Regions from separate parts of the Mus musculus genome. Here region 2 is linked to region 1. The links are chromatin loops, found by intact Hi-C in ENCODE. Cell type or tissue: left cerebral cortex. All regions are shown on one strand. Each heading gives the region's core, and the rest is flanking DNA. Links, peaks and the distances in the headings are about the cores only. Region 1 overlaps Gm34107 (a long non-coding RNA gene). Region 2 has its middle 12 kb from the start of Gm7168.

What was found. Peaks named below come from ENCODE experiments on the same cell type or tissue, not always from the same donor. Only the 100,000 strongest peaks of a DNase experiment are listed, where the experiment ranks them.
Region 2: it touches region 1 in a loop (8-fold over the local background); 15 of 42 quality-filtered maps call a loop at or near these places.

The regions. Positions count from the first base shown.
Region 1 is chr17:14,043,751-14,052,283 of GRCm38, reverse strand. It overlaps Gm34107 (a long non-coding RNA gene), which reads left to right. Exons shown (of 6, transcript XR_876614.1): 5 at 571-642; 6 at 1,710-2,224. Among named protein-coding and RNA genes, the nearest start is that of Gm34107, 9.1 kb to the left of the region's middle. In left cerebral cortex, for the core only: no CTCF peak of the experiment used is centred there; no DNase peak of the experiment used is centred there.
Region 2 is chr17:13,956,169-13,964,701 of GRCm38, reverse strand. It overlaps a transcript of Gm7168 not described here. Among named protein-coding and RNA genes, the nearest start is that of Gm7168, 12 kb to the right of the region's middle. In left cerebral cortex, for the core only: no CTCF peak of the experiment used is centred there; a DNase peak (open chromatin) is centred at 3,406.

The DNA of each region.
Region 1 (8,533 bases), core at 98-8,097:
GGGCTACACTGAAGGCCACTCAGGGGCAAGCAATGTGTCATTAACACTGTAGGTGGCCTCCTTCTCAGAGTCAAGTTCAGACTAAATCAGCTGGCCTTGGCCACTGAAGTTAAATCCAGACTCTATGGGCGACAGTATAGAATATTGGCCAAATTATAAAATCATATGAGTGTGGCCACTGGGTGCTCCCTGGACCCACTATAGACGGGCAGAGAGAAGGCACCATTTCTGGATCTGCAGGGGTAAGGAGAGCTCAGCGTTCAAGAGCAGGCAAACTCTGCCTCTCCTAACCTGGTCTCTGGGGAGGAAATGGCCTCACTCTTGAGGTAGGCTCATCTGGGACCCTGCACACTGGTGTATGTAACAGACAGCTCCTGTCTTTCTTGCTGACAGTTCAGATCCCCAGCTGGCCTCATCTCAGACAGTCCTATGAGGAGGGGTATTTGGTTCCTACTTCAGAGTTTTGGCAGGAAAGGGCCCAGGACAGGATGGGCTCACAGCAGTGTGTATGGGCAGTGATCCTGTCTTGACCCTGCTTACTCGTCTCCTCTTCATCCTCCCCTTTTTTAGCAGCCACCCAGAGACCTTTGCAGAACTGTGGGTCATGCTAATGAGAATGAGGGGCCAGAGGTCACATCCCAGGTAAGGATTCCATTCAGTCCTTTTGGCTTCCACCCTGCCCACCTAAGATTTCCAAATTGGGTCCTCAGGGTCCTGGAGAATCTTTTACAGGCAGTCCTGGAGGGACAGCCAGGTTCTTGGGAACACTGAGTTTAGCAGTGCTTCTCTGCTTCAGGCTCAGAGCCTTAGTGAGTGGACTTGTTGAGTGGCTCACCAGATGCATGGCAGTGTTGCACCCTCCAGTGGTGGACATGCAAATCGGCAGGATATTATTTCCACTTTTCTTTACCTCTTATTATAAAGGGCTGCTACCAGACAACTCAGGACCTATGAAACTTGAGTTCCCACCACCATAGGGCACCAGAGAGACTACACTAGAGGCCCTGTGAAACCTAGGTAGAGTACAATGTGCATGACTCTACTATCTGTGTGGTATGTGTAGCGTCTTCAGAGCAGAACCTAAAGTTTGTCATGGCTAAGTCTGTCATGGCTGAAAAGCATAACTTTGCCCATCAATGTGGAACAACTGTCAATTGATAGAACCCAGAGAGTCAGTGGACAAGTTTAAGTCAAAGGTGGCCCTCCTTAAATTCTCAGATGCTTCCAGGGTAGTGTATAGCGACCACATCCAGAGCCATTTCTGAAAGATATAAGTGCAAAAAGATGACAATGGGGTGGGAATTCTTATCAGGCCAGCATCCCTTGGTTCCAGTGGGGACCCAAAGAGGTCATATACCAAGGCATGGAGGCTGTCTAGAACATCTAGGATGTTTCAGAGTTACACAAGAGCCCACGGCCCAGCCTGGAAAAAACCCTAAAGTATCAGAATTATCAGCGATTCTAAGGTAGGGTGGGATATGGACTAATGAATGCTCAGGTGGTTGAAGGAATCAGCCCAAGGTAAACTTCAGGGAAGTGTGTTGTGAGAGCTAAGACAGGGCATACCAACAGGATGGCCTATCAGACCCAGGATAGATAGCCTATGCCAGAATTAGAACTGTCTGGGTAGAGCTGGCTTCTGTGGCTGTAGGAGCACTGAAAGCACATATGCAGGAGGACTCCCAGCATACTCTTATATCTCTCTTCAGGTTTGGGAGGCAGAAGACAACCACATAATTGACCAGTATGTCTGCCTAGTCTTCCAGACAGCTCATGACTAGCTCGCACAGTGACATCTGAGGCTGCATACTGGTGGAGTTGCTGGTTTTCAAGAAGTTAACTCCTCTCCATGGAATGAAGTTTCTAAGCTTCCTCTCCCTGTACTGGCCAGGTGAAGACCCACCACTATAGGACATTGTGGTGTAGGGAAGATCTGTACAGCTATCCCGTCTATGCCAGCCAGTCCTGAAAGTGGCTTGCTAGCATTCCAGCACCACCAGCCTTTGTCCATGTCTGGGCAAGGCAGTTCTTGGCTCTCAACCCATCTTCCCACCGTATCATTCTGTTTTGTCTGCCCACTGGTAGGAAATGGGGAACCAGCTCTGACACTAGTCTGGGCATGGGGAAGGTCCAATTCTTCCTGTACCTGGCTCTAAGCTCCTGAGATTTCAGGTTCAAAAGTATCTGAGAGAAACAAGAGTCAATGTTAGTCTTATTAAAAAACATTAAAAATACCAAAGTTTTCCATAGTGTTTATTTGGAGACTAAGATAATAAGCTCACTATGTAAGTATTAAAATTAAATAAAATATTTAGGCCTCTCTTTATATTTCATTTCTTCATAACAAATCTTCTACTATCAAGGAAAAATACAGACCCAATGTGTGAGCCAACATGAGTTTGCTTTCTGGACAGCATTTCCTGTCACATTATCTGCATTTTTTTCTTCATCAAAAGTACTTCCTGTGTATTTATGACATTCTGGTCCATCAGATAGATAGATACTCCCTTGGCCTGTTTGTCCCACAAATGCTCGTCTGAGCTGTGTCCTCTCACCACATATGAATGTGTCACAGTGTTCCCTGGGCAACATACATTTTCACAGGAATGAGCTTCTCCATGGGGTGATACATATTGAAAGATGTTTCCAAAGACTCCAGGGGTTCTTGTACATCGTTAGAACACTGTTAGGCCTCCCTCACAGCTACACTTCTGTCTTGTACTTAGAACACTGTTAGGCCTCCCTCAAGGCTACACTGCTGTCTTGACCTTTGTACAGGCAATGCTTGCTCAGGCATAACACTTTGGGTCTCCAAAGGGTTGAAGATAACGTTGAGAACAGTGCAGAAGATGGAGGCCTGGCTTGTAAAATTTCAGAGGGAAGATTAAAGACATTTTTCAGGGCCATTGCTAGTTTGATTATGAAGATTCTGTAGTTCTGGTTAGTTGGGGCTGAAGAATCAGCTGTGATTAACATGATACTAGAACTACTAAAGCAAAAACTTTGCATTACTGGGACTATTGATGCTGATTAGCTGGAGTTAAGCAATTAGTGGTGATTAAGAAGAGAACAGCATCATTGAGGTGACCTCTTCTGGGAAGTATTTTCTGAGAGCACAGAGGCTGTGTTTCAGAGATAGCCAAGGTTGTAGCTTGTGCTGCAGCTGGACTTGGTAATGTGTAAGAATCACTCAGGTGGTACTGGTTTTGAAGGCATGAAAATGTCATGAAGAACAGCTGAAGCTTGGCACTGTGGGGAGGTCATGGAAGGCAATTGGAGAAGGTATAGCCTCAGCTGTAGTTGATGGCTTAGAACTGAAGGGGTTATGCAAAGGATTTGAGGCTTGGCACCATGAAGAGAGCCTATGAGAGGCTACTGGTGAAGCCTAGTTGGAGTGGAACACCCCAGTGTATTGGAGATGTCACTACCACGGGATGATCACTAAGAACAACAGCCATAGTGGAGTGGATCAACCTGAGCTTAGACTGCTACAGAGGGCAGAGCTGGAGAAGTGATGCCAGCCCTTAGGAGGAGTACAAAACATCAACTGGAATTCTAGACAGTGAAACAAGAAGCTGTAACATTGACATTGCCTTGGAGACACAAAGATGTTAAAGCTGCTAGAGCCATGGGATACATGCTGAGGAAAGCTGCTAACAGGGAGTGGAACCAGCCCAGGAGAAAGCAGTTTGTTGCAGTCAACAAAGATGAAAAAGGAGTGGAGATCTGAAGACCTATTTGACATCAGCCATGGAGATGTAGAGTGGAATTTGCCCAGCTGGCTCCCTGTCTTTCTTTGGGGATTACAGTTAAGTGATTAGATGAATCTCAGAAGAGACCTTGAACTTTGGACTTTTAACATTGTTTAGACTGCTATAGACTATGAGGACTTTAAAAGTTGGACTAAATGCATTTTGCATTATGCTATGTTTAAGTATGCCCGCCCCTCATAGACTCATGTGTTTGAACAAGTCTATGGGGACCAGGGAGTGGAATGTGATGGTTTGTATATTAATGGAACAGGGAGTGGCACCATTTGGAAGTGTGACCTTGGAATAGGTGTGACCTCGTTGGAGTAGATGTGTCACTGTGGGTGTGGGCATAAGATCCTCACCCTAGTTGCCAGCCTTTGGATGAAGACATAGAACTCTCAGCTCAGCTCTGCCTGCATCATGCCTGCCTGGTTACTTCCATGCTCCCACCTTGATGATAATGGACTGAACCTCTCTGAACCTGTAAGCCATCCCCAATTAAATGTTTTCTATAAATCTTCCCTTGGTCATTGTGTCTGTTCACAGCAGTAAATCCCTAACTAAGATAAGTGCCAAATGACACTTGCCTACAGGAGAATGGACATGGTCCATGGGTCACACTGGTGAAACCTGGACAGCTGAGGTCAGGTCACAACCATAGTGTCTGTCTATACAGATGAAAACTGACACACCTTCCAAACTAGTACTTCTCAGTTGTCTCAGCCCTTTGCTTAGCTGCTTTACTTGTAGTGACTGATGAGAGTACACGGGGTGATGCTTCTGATCACAGGGGATTCCAGGAACCAGAAATGCCTTAAGCTCCCCGTGGAGGTTTGAAAATGCTTGGCCCAGGGAATGGCACTATTTGGAGATGTAGTCTTGTTGGAGTATGTGTGGCCTTAATGGAGGAAGTGTATCACTGTGGGTGTGACCTATAAGGTCCTTGTGGTAGCTACCTGAAAGCCAGTTTTCTCCTAACAGCCTTCAGATGAAGATGAAGAACTCTTAGCTCCTCCTGCACCATGTCTGCCTGGAACCTGTATGCTCCCACTTTGATGATAATGAACTAATCCTCTGAACCTATAAGCCAGAACCAATTAAATGTCTTTATAAGAGTTTCTTTGGTTGTGGTATCTGTTCACAGCAGTAAAATCAGAACTAAATCACTCCCTATCACAGATTAGATGGTTAGATGAGTGCGGTCTAGCCCATCAAGCTCTTTTTAGAGCATTAAAACACTTCTAGTTCAAAGTTCCAAAGTCTTCCATGTTGCTCAAAACAAAAACCACATAAGCACAACCTGGTATGATCAGGTGTCACACTAAGAGTTCACTCCATTACATCTGCATTAGTTACCTTTGTATCTCTAGACAGAAATGCCATGAGCAGAGCAAACTATAAAACAATGAGGCTAGTGGGACTCATGGTCTAGAGGTCACCTGTTACCAGCGGTTAAGTTCAATAACTACAAGGCGTGGTGGAAGGAGAAGGAAGCTGATAGCTCCCATCTAGACTCAAATTACAAAGCAGAGTGCACTGGGGGTGGTACAAATATCTAAAACCTCAAACCCCAGCCCCAGTGACATTCTTCAGCAAGGCATACCTCCTACATCTACCCAAAAATAGTCACCAGCTGAGAACTGAGTACTCAAATGTCCAAGACCATGGAGGATAGCTTATTCAAAATGACATAGGAATTCAGAAATTCACATCAGTACCAGAGAGAACCTTCCTTGTGTGTCAATAGGTGTTGCTGAAAAGCCAGCAAGCTGCTCTCCCTCGAATTTCAAATAAGATGTGGGTTAGGTAAAAAAGGTAAACAGGCATCTCCAGGACAAGAAAGCTTTTGAACCTCTTCATACCTATGAGGTCAATCCAGATGTGCTGGCCAGGAAAACCACAAGAGGACCCAACCCAAATTCAAATCCTTCAGGCTTCAGGATAAAAATACCACAAGAGCCAATAGGGACAAGGTCATTAATCAAACACTCACTCAGCAGATAAGATTACACCTAGTCATAACTCAGAGACCTACTTGTTAAACAGCTTACATTCTGCAGTTCCCTCTTCAACACAATCCTAAATGCTACAATCAAAACAAATAGTATCTTTTTTTTTTTCAGCATGACTTGAAAACACTAAATACCTCTGAAGGTGGTGAGTGGAATCTGGCAGGACTTGGGGAAGTCAGCTAAGGGAGTACAAAATAACAAAACAACACAACCCAACTTCTCAACAAGCTAGCAGCAACCTGCCTGATGTCAGTGGAAAGATCCTGAGGGTTGATCAGAAGTTTGCAGACTTGAAGGACTGTTGCTCTAAAAGCTCACTTGAGGAATGAGATGGGTAGCAACTGCAGAGTGGTGTGTGTGTGTGCGTGGGGGGGGGGTTGTTAGTTTTTTGTTTTTTTTTTGAGACAGACTCTCACCATTAAAGTTCTGGCTGTCCTGAAGACCATGTACACCAAGGGTTTGGAAGACACAGAGAGACTCTTTCTCCAAGTGTTGGGATATATGGTGTGTAGACGATCTACGAGTGTCTTTAAATCTCAAACTGTGAAGATTTTTAAAGTCTCCTTTAGCTTGTCTTCGTGATGTTGGTTCTTGAGGCAATACAGCAAGCACCGAGGACAGAAAAGAATATACTCTGGGGGTTGTCCAGATGGATCAGAATTGAAAGGAACATACTGATGATCTTAGTTTCAAAGACACTGTTAATTTTCAGAAACAAATACAGTCCAATTTTACCCTTTGTCATATTCAGTAAGGACATCAAATCATGGATTAAACTATTTTTAGTGTGGTTATCCTACACAATCCTAAGGCTGATTCCTGTGAACCAGTCTTGTGGAACAGTAAGAAACAGCACATCAAAAAGCCTTCAGAGCAGGAAAGCACTGGCTGCCCTGGCCTAGGATCTGGGTGAGTATCCCAGCACCCAAAAGTCAACACACAGACATCTCCAATGCCAGTTCTAGGGTACCTGACTCTCACGTGACCTTTCTGGGCATTGTGCACATACACACAGCGCACATACACATGTAGGAAAACCAATCATACACACAAATAAAAATACATGCATCTAAAACCAAAATCCTTCAGAGCAGAAAAACAGATTCATGCTACCCAAGTGGCCACACTGACACTTGTGACTTGAGACAGTGGCCAGCTTTGCTCTTATGACTTGGGAGAGCACCTGTATCAACTAACCCTCATGACAAGAGAGAGTAGACAAACTAATCCTTATGACCTAAGAGAATGGGCACACCAAAACAGGTGTTCTGAGACTTTAAATTAAATTCAAAACTGCAAATATTAGCAGTCAGTGGTTTTCTCAAAAATTCATTTTGTGATGCCTTCAATAAGTAAGAGCAAAATATAATCTCAACCTGACCCAACATAAATTCATTCCTGGAGACATTCTGACATGTACACCAACAGAGAAGTGATAGGGTTAGTACTTAACCTGGTACCAAACAATAAGCCTGCCCGATCTGAAGATATTCTTGTACAAAGCAACTTCTTTCTTCTGGAATATTCAAAATTGAACTAAGGCCATCTCAATCCACCTCTAAAGCTGCAGTCTGCCTCCTCCTCTCACAAGCACTCTTCATACATGATCACATGACAGTAGCCACACCTTATGAAATGAGGTTGTTCTAAGGGTGGCTGAGAAAGTCCACTTTCTTTTGCAAGAATAAACTGACTGAAGCTGGCTTATACATGAAGAGGTTAGTTTGGGTCAGTTTTGATATAGAAAGCTGGGGTGACCTCAACGGTCAGCCTTTGTCATCGTCTTATGTGACATCTTAGTTGGATTGTGTGCAGAAAAGAAAGACACCATGGCAGGAGGAGAAGTGAGAGGTATTTGGGAACGGTTTGGCTCTTTTCATCAAAACCAGTTTTTGCTAGACAGGATCCATCTGTATATGAACCAATCATCCTGCAGTAGGCACCATCTCTTTGTGTGTATGTGTGTTTTTGTATATGGTGTGTGTTGTATGGTGTGGGGTGAATGTGTTTGCATCTGTGTATGCACTTGTGTGTGTTCCATGTGTGTAATTGTATGTGTGCCTGTGTTAGGTATGGCCTGACTTGTATTGTTGGTACAAACGTATGTGTGTGTGCATCTCTGTTGTGTGAGTGTTTGTTTGTGTTTATTTGTGTTCCCTGTGTGTGTATGTGTATTTGCATATGTGTAGTATGGTGTGTGTGTGTTTGTGTGTGTGTGTGTGTTCCATATATGTATGCAGGTGTTTGCTTATGTATGCTTAACTGTGTCATGACTGTATGTTCATGTGTGTGCTTTCCTATGTGCTTGTATGTATGAATAGGCCTGTGTGTCATGAGAGTGTATGCATGTATATGTGTTTGTGTGTATGTGTGTGCTTCTTTGTATCAGCATGAAGAGACAAAATGAAAAGATTAGATACTTTTTTCATTGCTCTCTCCCTTATGACCTCAAGTCAGGTCATTCACTGAGACACAATTCTGTCATCTCAGCTAGGCTGAGAATCTTGTAAGCAACAGGAATATGCTGATTTGCCACTGTCCCTCAGTGCTGGGCTTACGGGCACACACGGTTACACTTGGGTGGTCCTAAGAGTTCAAACATGAGTTTACAGCACAAGATCCTTGGGGGATGTTCATAATCAAACCACAACAGTGACAGATCTTACCACCCACAAGCATGCTATCTTGAAGGAGGATCCTTTCTTCTTAAAAGGACTGGAGAATAGCAAACACAAGGACATTTGACATCCCTTTTCTGCTGAGATCTAG
Region 2 (8,533 bases), core at 236-8,235, 88 kb after region 1:
ACTTCACAATTCTGAATTTGAAAAAGGCTTGTACCTGACTCTGTGCTTTCTTAAGCTCCTCAGATATCTTTGTTTTGTCTATGGACAGGCCTAGTTGCAGTGCTAGGGAACCAATAGCTAACTTTGACTGGGCCTGTGTCATGTTCATGAGTTTGGGAAGTCCTAGATGACAATTCTGAGGTCTTTGAGGCCCTTGTATCTATGTAGTAACTGAAGTTCCTCAAAGTGTAACCATGACTCAGGATGCAGAACCCATTGCAAGAGATGCTCAGTTGAAAACATGGCATCCAAGAGGGATTGAAGAGAGCTGACATGGAACATGATGCTAATCTTTCTAAGCTCCTCCCCATTTCACCAAATATCTACAAATTTAGAAAGCCTCAGCCCATGCTGAGAAGTGTACAGAGAAAGATCTTCCCATCTAGCGGTCCCCTTCCTATAAGAAATAGATTTCAGGACAGAAAATAATTTTTGAGGGGAAGTTTTTTTTTTTCTTAAACATCACACTTTTCTTCTTGTATTCAATTTTAAGTAATTGTTTATTTTAATTTCACATGCATTTGCATTTTTCCTGCATGTACATATGTGTGTGGGGATGTGAAGGACGTGAAATACCCTAGGAAGTTTGTTGGTCATGGGCAGTTCCATTTAAAACACTCAGAATAACAGATGAAATGCAACATCACCAATATTCATTTGGGCCCTTTCATTATTTTTCTTTGGATGTAGCTGCCCTTGAAGCTGACAGTGTCATCTTTGAGAATGTGTGCCATACAGAGAGCTAGAGCTGTTATGGCTCATGTCCTATGGCTACCAGAGGACCTGCATACAGTCATATCTCTAGGCAAGCATGCTGAGGAAGAAACAATCAGCCACATCTAAACAGTGTGGGATGTGTCACTACACAAAGTATATGATTTCAATAGCAAATGTACATTGTATAGAAAAGGATAGAGTGAAGGAGAAAGATGCCATAGACTAGGATTCCGTTACACATTGGTTTCCATGTGGCTTTGTCAGACATGACTGGATAGGGTCTTAGCGACATCTGTAGATTTGGAGAAACATAACCCAAGACTGACCTCTCTTCAATGAGAAGACTAGCCTAATGTGTGGCTTCCTTCTCTAGATCTCAGCAGAAAAGGGATGTCAAATGTCCTTGTGTTTGCTATTCTCCAGTCCTTTTAAGAAGAAAGGATCCTCCTTCAAGATAGCATGCTTGTGGGTGGTAAGATCTGTCACTGTTGTGGTTTGATTATGAACATCCCCCAAGGATCTTGTGCTGTAAACTCATGTTTGAACTCTTAGGACCACCCAAGTGTGACCGTGTGTGCCCATAAGCCCAGCACTGAGGGACAGTGGCAAATCAGCATATTCCTGTTGCTTACAAGATTCTCAGCCTAGCTGAGATGACAGAATTGTGTCTCAGTGAATGACCTGACTTGAGGTCATAAGGGAGAGAGCAATGAAAAAAGTATCTAATCTTTTCATTTTGTCTCTTCATGCTGATACAAAGAAGCACACACATACACACAAACACATATACATGCATACACTCTCATGACACACAGGCATATTCATACATACAAGCACATAGGAAAGCACACACATGAACATACAGTCATGACACAGTTAAGCATACATAAGCAAACACCTGCATACATATATGGAACACACACACACACACAAATACACACACACCATACTACACATATGCAAATACACATACACACACAGGGAACACAAATAAACACAAACAAACACTCACACAACAGAGATGCACACACACATACGTTTGTACCAACAATACACGTCAGGCCATACCACACAGACACACACACAATTACACACATGGAACACACACAAGCACATACACAGATGCAAACACATTCACCCCACACCATACAACACACACCATATACAAAAACACACATACACACAAAGAGATGGTGCCTACTGTAGGATGATTGGTTCATATACAGATGGATCCTGTCTAGCAAAAACTGGTTTTGATGAAAAGAGCCAAACCGTTCCCAAATACCTCTCACTTCTCCTCCTGCCATGGGGTCTTTCTTTTCTGCACACAATCCAACTAAGATGTCACATAAGACGATGACAAAGGCTGACCGTTGAGGTCACCCCAGCTTTCTATATCAAAACTGACCCAAACTAACCTCTTCATGTATAAGCCAGCTTCAGTCAGTTTGTTCTTGCAAAAGAAAGTGGACTTTCTCAGCCACCCTTAGAACAACCTCATTTCATAAGGTGTGGCTACTGTCATGTGATCATGTATGAAGAGTGCTTGTGAGAGGAGGAGGCAGACTGCAGCTTTAGAGGTGGATTGAGATGGCCTTAGTTCAATTTTGAATATTCCAGAAGAAAGAAGTTGCTTTGTACAAGAATATCTTCAGATCGGGCAGGCTTATTGTTTGGTACCAGGTTACAGTACTAACCCTATCACTTCTCTGTTGGTGTACATGTCAGAATGTCTCCAGGAATGAATTTATGTTGGGTCAGGTTGGGATTATATTTTGCTCTTACTTATTGAAGGCATCACAAAATGAATTTTTGAGAAAACCACTGACTGCTAATATTTGCAGTTTTGAATTTAATTTAAAGTCTCAGAACACCTGTTTTGGTGTGCCCATTCTCTTAGGTCATAAGGATTAGTTTGTCTACTCTCTCTTGTCATGAGGGTTAGTTGATACAGGTGCTCAGCAAAGCTGGCCACTGTCTCAAGTCACAAGTGTCAGTGTGGCCACTTGGGTAGCATGAATCTGTTTTTCTGCTCTGAAGGATTTTGGTTTTAGATGCATGTAGATCGTCTACACACCATATATCCCAATACTTGGAGAAAATGTCTCTCTGTGTCTTCCAAACCCTTGGTGTACATGGTCTTCAGGACAGCCAGAACTTTAATGGTGAGAGTCTGTCTCAAAAAAAAAAAAAAACCTAACAAAACACCACACACACACACACACACACACACACGCACGCACGCACGCACACACACACACACACACACACACACACACACCACTCCTGAAGCCTGAAGGATTTGAATTTGGGTTGGGTCCTCTTGTGGTTTTCCTGGCCAGCACATCTGGATTGACCTCATAGGTATGAAGAGGTTCAAAAGCTTTCTTGTCCTGGAGATGCCTGTTTACCTTTTTTACCTAACCCACATCTTATTTGAAATTCGAGGGAGAGCAGCTTGCTGGCTTTTCAGCAACACCTATTGACACACAAGGAAGGTTCTCTCTGCTACTGATGTGAATTTCTGAATTCCTATGTCATTTTGAATAAGCTATCCTCCATGGTCTTGGACATTTGAGTACTCAGTTCTCAGCTGGTGACTATTTTTGGGTAGATGTAGGAGGTGTGCCTTGCTGAAGAAGGTCACTGGGGCGGGGATTTGGGGTTTTAGATATTTGTACCACCCCCAGTGCATTCTGCTTTGTAATTTGTGTCTAGATGGGAGCTCTCAGCTTCCTTCTCCTTCCACCAAGCCTTGTAGTTATTGAACTTAACCGCTGGTAACAGGTGACCTCTAGACCACGAGTCCCACTAGCCTCATTGTTTTATACTTTGCTCTGCTCATGGCATTTCTGTCCATAAATACAAAGGTAACTAATGCAGATATAATGGAGTGGACTCTTAGTGTGACACCTGATCATACCAGGTTGTGCATATGTGGTTTTTGTTTTGAGCAACGTGGAAGACTTTGGAACTTTGAACTAGAAGTGTTTTAATGCTCTAAAAAGAGCTTGATGGGCTAGACCTCACTCATCTAACCATCTAATCTGTGATAGGGAGTGATTTAGTTCTGATTTTACTGCTGTGAACAGATACCACAACCAAAGCAACTCTTATAAAGACATTTAATTGGTTCTGGCTTATAGGTTGTACTGACTAGTTTTGTGTCAACTAGACACAGCTGGAGTTACCACAGAGAAAGGAGCTTCAGTTGAGGAAATGCCTCCATGAGATAAAACTGTAAGGCATTTTCTCAATTAGTGATCAAGGGGGAAGGGCCCCTTGTGGGTGGGACCATCTCTGGGCTGGCTGTCTTGGATTCTATAAGAGAGCAGGCTGAGCAAGCCAGAGGAGGCAAGCTAGTAAGGAACATCTCTCCATGGCCTCTGCATCAGCTCCTGCTTCCTGACCTGCCTGAGTTCCAGTCCTGACTTCCTTTGGTGATGAACAGCAGCCTGGAAGTATAAGCCAAATAAACCCTTTCCTCCCCAGCTTGCTTCTTGGTCATGATGTTTGTGCAGGAATAGAGACCCTGACTAAGACAAAGGTTCAGAGGATTAGTTCATTATCATCAAAGTGGGAGCATACAGGTTCCAGGCAGACATGGTGCAGGAGGAGCTAAGAGTTCTTCATCTTCATCTGAAGGCTGTTAGGAGAAAACTGGCTTTCAGGCAGCTACCACAAGGACCTTATAGGTCACACCCACAGTGATACACTTCCTCCATTAAGGCCACACATACTCCAACAAGACTACATCTCCAAATAGTGCCATTCCCTGGGCCAAGCATTTTCAAACCTCCACGGGGAGCTTAAGGCATTTCTGGTTCCTGGAATCCCCTGTGATCAGAAGCATCACCCCGTGTACTCTCATCAGTCACTACAAGTAAAGCAGCTAAGCAAAGGGCTGAGACAACTGAGAAGTACTAGTTTGGAAGGTGTGTCAGTTTTCATCTGTATAGACAGACACTATGGTTGTGACCTGATCTCAGCTGTCCAGGTTTCACCAGTGTGACCCATGGACCATGTCCATTCTCCTGTAGGCAAGTGTCATTTGGCACTTATCTTAGTTAGGGATTTACTGCTGTGAACAGACACAATGACCAAGGGAAGATTTATAGAAAACATTTAATTGGGGATGGCTTACAGGTTCAGAGAGGTTCAGTCCATTATCATCAAGGTGGGAGCATGGAAGTAACCAGGCAGGCATGATGCAGGCAGAGCTGAGCTGAGAGTTCTATGTCTTCATCCAAAGGCTGGCAACTAGGGTGAGGATCTTATGCCCACACCCACAGTGACACATCTACTCCAACGAGGTCACACCTATTCCAAGGTCACACTTCCAAATGGTGCCACTCCCTGTTCCATTAATATACAAACCATCACATTCCACTCCCTGGTCCCCATAGACTTGTTCAAACACATGAGTCTATGAGGGGCGGGCATACTTAAACATAGCATAATGCAAAATGCATTTAGTCCAACTTTTAAAGTCCTCATAGTCTATAGCAGTCTAAACAATGTTAAAAGTCCAAAGTTCAAGGTCTCTTCTGAGATTCATCTAATCACTTAACTGTAATCCCCAAAGAAAGACAGGGAGCCAGCTGGGCAAATTCCACTCTACATCTCCATGGCTGATGTCAAATAGGTCTTCAGATCTCCACTCCTTTTTCATCTTTGTTGACTGCAACAAACTGCTTTCTCCTGGGCTGGTTCCACTCCCTGTTAGCAGCTTTCCTCAGCATGTATCCCATGGCTCTAGCAGCTTTAACATCTTTGTGTCTCCAAGGCAATGTCAATGTTACAGCTTCTTGTTTCACTGTCTAGAATTCCAGTTGATGTTTTGTACTCCTCCTAAGGGCTGGCATCACTTCTCCAGCTCTGCCCTCTGTAGCAGTCTAAGCTCAGGTTGATCCACTCCACTATGGCTGTTGTTCTTAGTGATCATCCCGTGGTAGTGACATCTCCAATACACTGGGGTGTTCCACTCCAACTAGGCTTCACCAGTAGCCTCTCATAGGCTCTCTTCATGGTGCCAAGCCTCAAATCCTTTGCATAACCCCTTCAGTCCTAAGCCATCAACTACAGCTGAGGCTATACCTTCTCCAATTGCCTTCCATGACCTCCCCACAGTGCCAAGCTTCAGCTGTTCTTCATGACATTTTCATGCCTTCAAAACCAGTACCACCTGAGTGATTCTTACACATTACCAAGTCCAGCTGCAGCACAAGCTACAACCTTGGCTATCTCTGAAACACAGCCTCTGTGCTCTCAGAAAATACTTCCCAGAAGAGGTCACCTCAATGATGCTGTTCTCTTCTTAATCACCACTAATTGCTTAACTCCAGCTAATCAGCATCAATAGTCCCAGTAATGCAAAGTTTTTGCTTTAGTAGTTCTAGTATCATGTTAATCACAGCTGATTCTTCAGCCCCAACTAACCAGAACTACAGAATCTTCATAATCAAACTAGCAATGGCCCTGAAAAATGTCTTTAATCTTCCCTCTGAAATTTTACAAGCCAGGCCTCCATCTTCTGCACTGTTATCAACGTTATCTTCAACCCTTTGGAGACCCAAAGTGTTATGCCTGAGCAAGCATTGCCTGTACAAAGGTCAAGACAGCAGTGTAGCCTTGAGGGAGGCCTAACAGTGTTCTAAGTACAAGACAGAAGTGTAGCTGTGAGGGAGGCCTAACAGTGTTCTAACGATGTACAAGAACCCCTGGAGTCTTTGGAAACATCTTTCAATATGTATCACCCCATGGAGAAGCTCATTCCTGTGAAAATGTATGTTGCCCAGGGAACACTGTGACACATTCATATGTGGTGAGAGGACACAGCTCAGACGAGCATTTGTGGGACAAACAGGCCAAGGGAGTATCTATCTATCTGATGGACCAGAATGTCATAAATACACAGGAAGTACTTTTGATGAAGAAAAAAATGCAGATAATGTGACAGGAAATGCTGTCCAGAAAGCAAACTCATGTTGGCTCACACATTGGGTCTGTATTTTTCCTTGATAGTAGAAGATTTGTTATGAAGAAATGAAATATAAAGAGAGGCCTAAATATTTTATTTAATTTTAATACTTACATAGTGAGCTTATTATCTTAGTCTCCAAATAAACACTATGGAAAACTTTGGTATTTTTAATGTTTTTTAATAAGACTAACATTGACTCTTGTTTCTCTCAGATACTTTTGAACCTGAAATCTCAGGAGCTTAGAGCCAGGTACAGGAAGAATTGGACCTTCCCCATGCCCAGACTAGTGTCAGAGCTGGTTCCCCATTTCCTACCAGTGGGCAGACAAAACAGAATGATACGGTGGGAAGATGGGTTGAGGGCCAAGAACTGCCTTGCCCAGACATGGACAAAGGCTGGTGGTGCTGGAATGCTAGCAAGCCACTTTCAGGACTGGCTGGCATAGACGGGATAGCTGTACAGATCTTCCCTACACCACAATGTCCTATAGTGGTGGGTCTTCACCTGGCCAGTACAGGGAGAGGAAGCTTAGAAACTTCATTCCATGGAGAGGAGTTAACTTCTTGAAAACCAGCAACTCCACCAGTATGCAGCCTCAGATGTCACTGTGCGAGCTAGTCATGAGCTGTCTGGAAGACTAGGCAGACATACTGGTCAATTATGTGGTTGTCTTCTGCCTCCCAAACCTGAAGAGAGATATAAGAGTATGCTGGGAGTCCTCCTGCATATGTGCTTTCAGTGCTCCTACAGCCACAGAAGCCAGCTCTACCCAGACAGTTCTAATTCTGGCATAGGCTATCTATCCTGGGTCTGATAGGCCATCCTGTTGGTATGCCCTGTCTTAGCTCTCACAACACACTTCCCTGAAGTTTACCTTGGGCTGATTCCTTCAACCACCTGAGCATTCATTAGTCCATATCCCACCCTACCTTAGAATCGCTGATAATTCTGATACTTTAGGGTTTTTTCCAGGCTGGGCCGTGGGCTCTTGTGTAACTCTGAAACATCCTAGATGTTCTAGACAGCCTCCATGCCTTGGTATATGACCTCTTTGGGTCCCCACTGGAACCAAGGGATGCTGGCCTGATAAGAATTCCCACGCCATTGTCACCTTTTTGCACTTATATCTTTCAGAAATGGCTCTGGATGTGGTCGCTATACACTACCCTGGAAGCATCTGAGAATTTAAGGAGGGCCACCTTTGACTTAAACTTGTCCACTGACTCTCTGGGTTCTATCAATTGACAGTTGTTCCACATTGATGGGCAAACTTATGCTTTTCAGCCATGACAGACTTAGCCATGACAAACTTTAGGTTCTGCTCTGAAGACGCTACACATACCACACAGATAGTAGAGTCATGCACATTGTACTCTACCTAGGTTTCACAGGGCCTCTAGTGTAGTCTCTCTGGTGCCCTATGGTGGTGGGAACTCAAGTTTCATAGGTCCTGAGTTGTCTGGTAGCAGCCCTTTATAATAAGAGGTAAAGAAAAGTGGAAATAATATCCTGCCGATTTGCATGTCCACCACTGGAGGGTGCAACACTGCCATGCATCTGGTGAGCCACTCAACAAGTCCACTCACTAAGGCTCTGAGCCTGAAGCAGAGAAGCACTGCTAAACTCAGTGTTCCCAAGAACCTGGCTGTCCCTCCAGGACTGCCTGTAAAAGATTCTCCAGGACCCTGAGGACCCAATTTGGAAATCTTAGGTGGGCAGGGTGGAAGCCAAAAGGACTGAATGGAATCCTTACCTGGGATGTGACCTCTGGCCCCTCATTCTCATTAGCATGA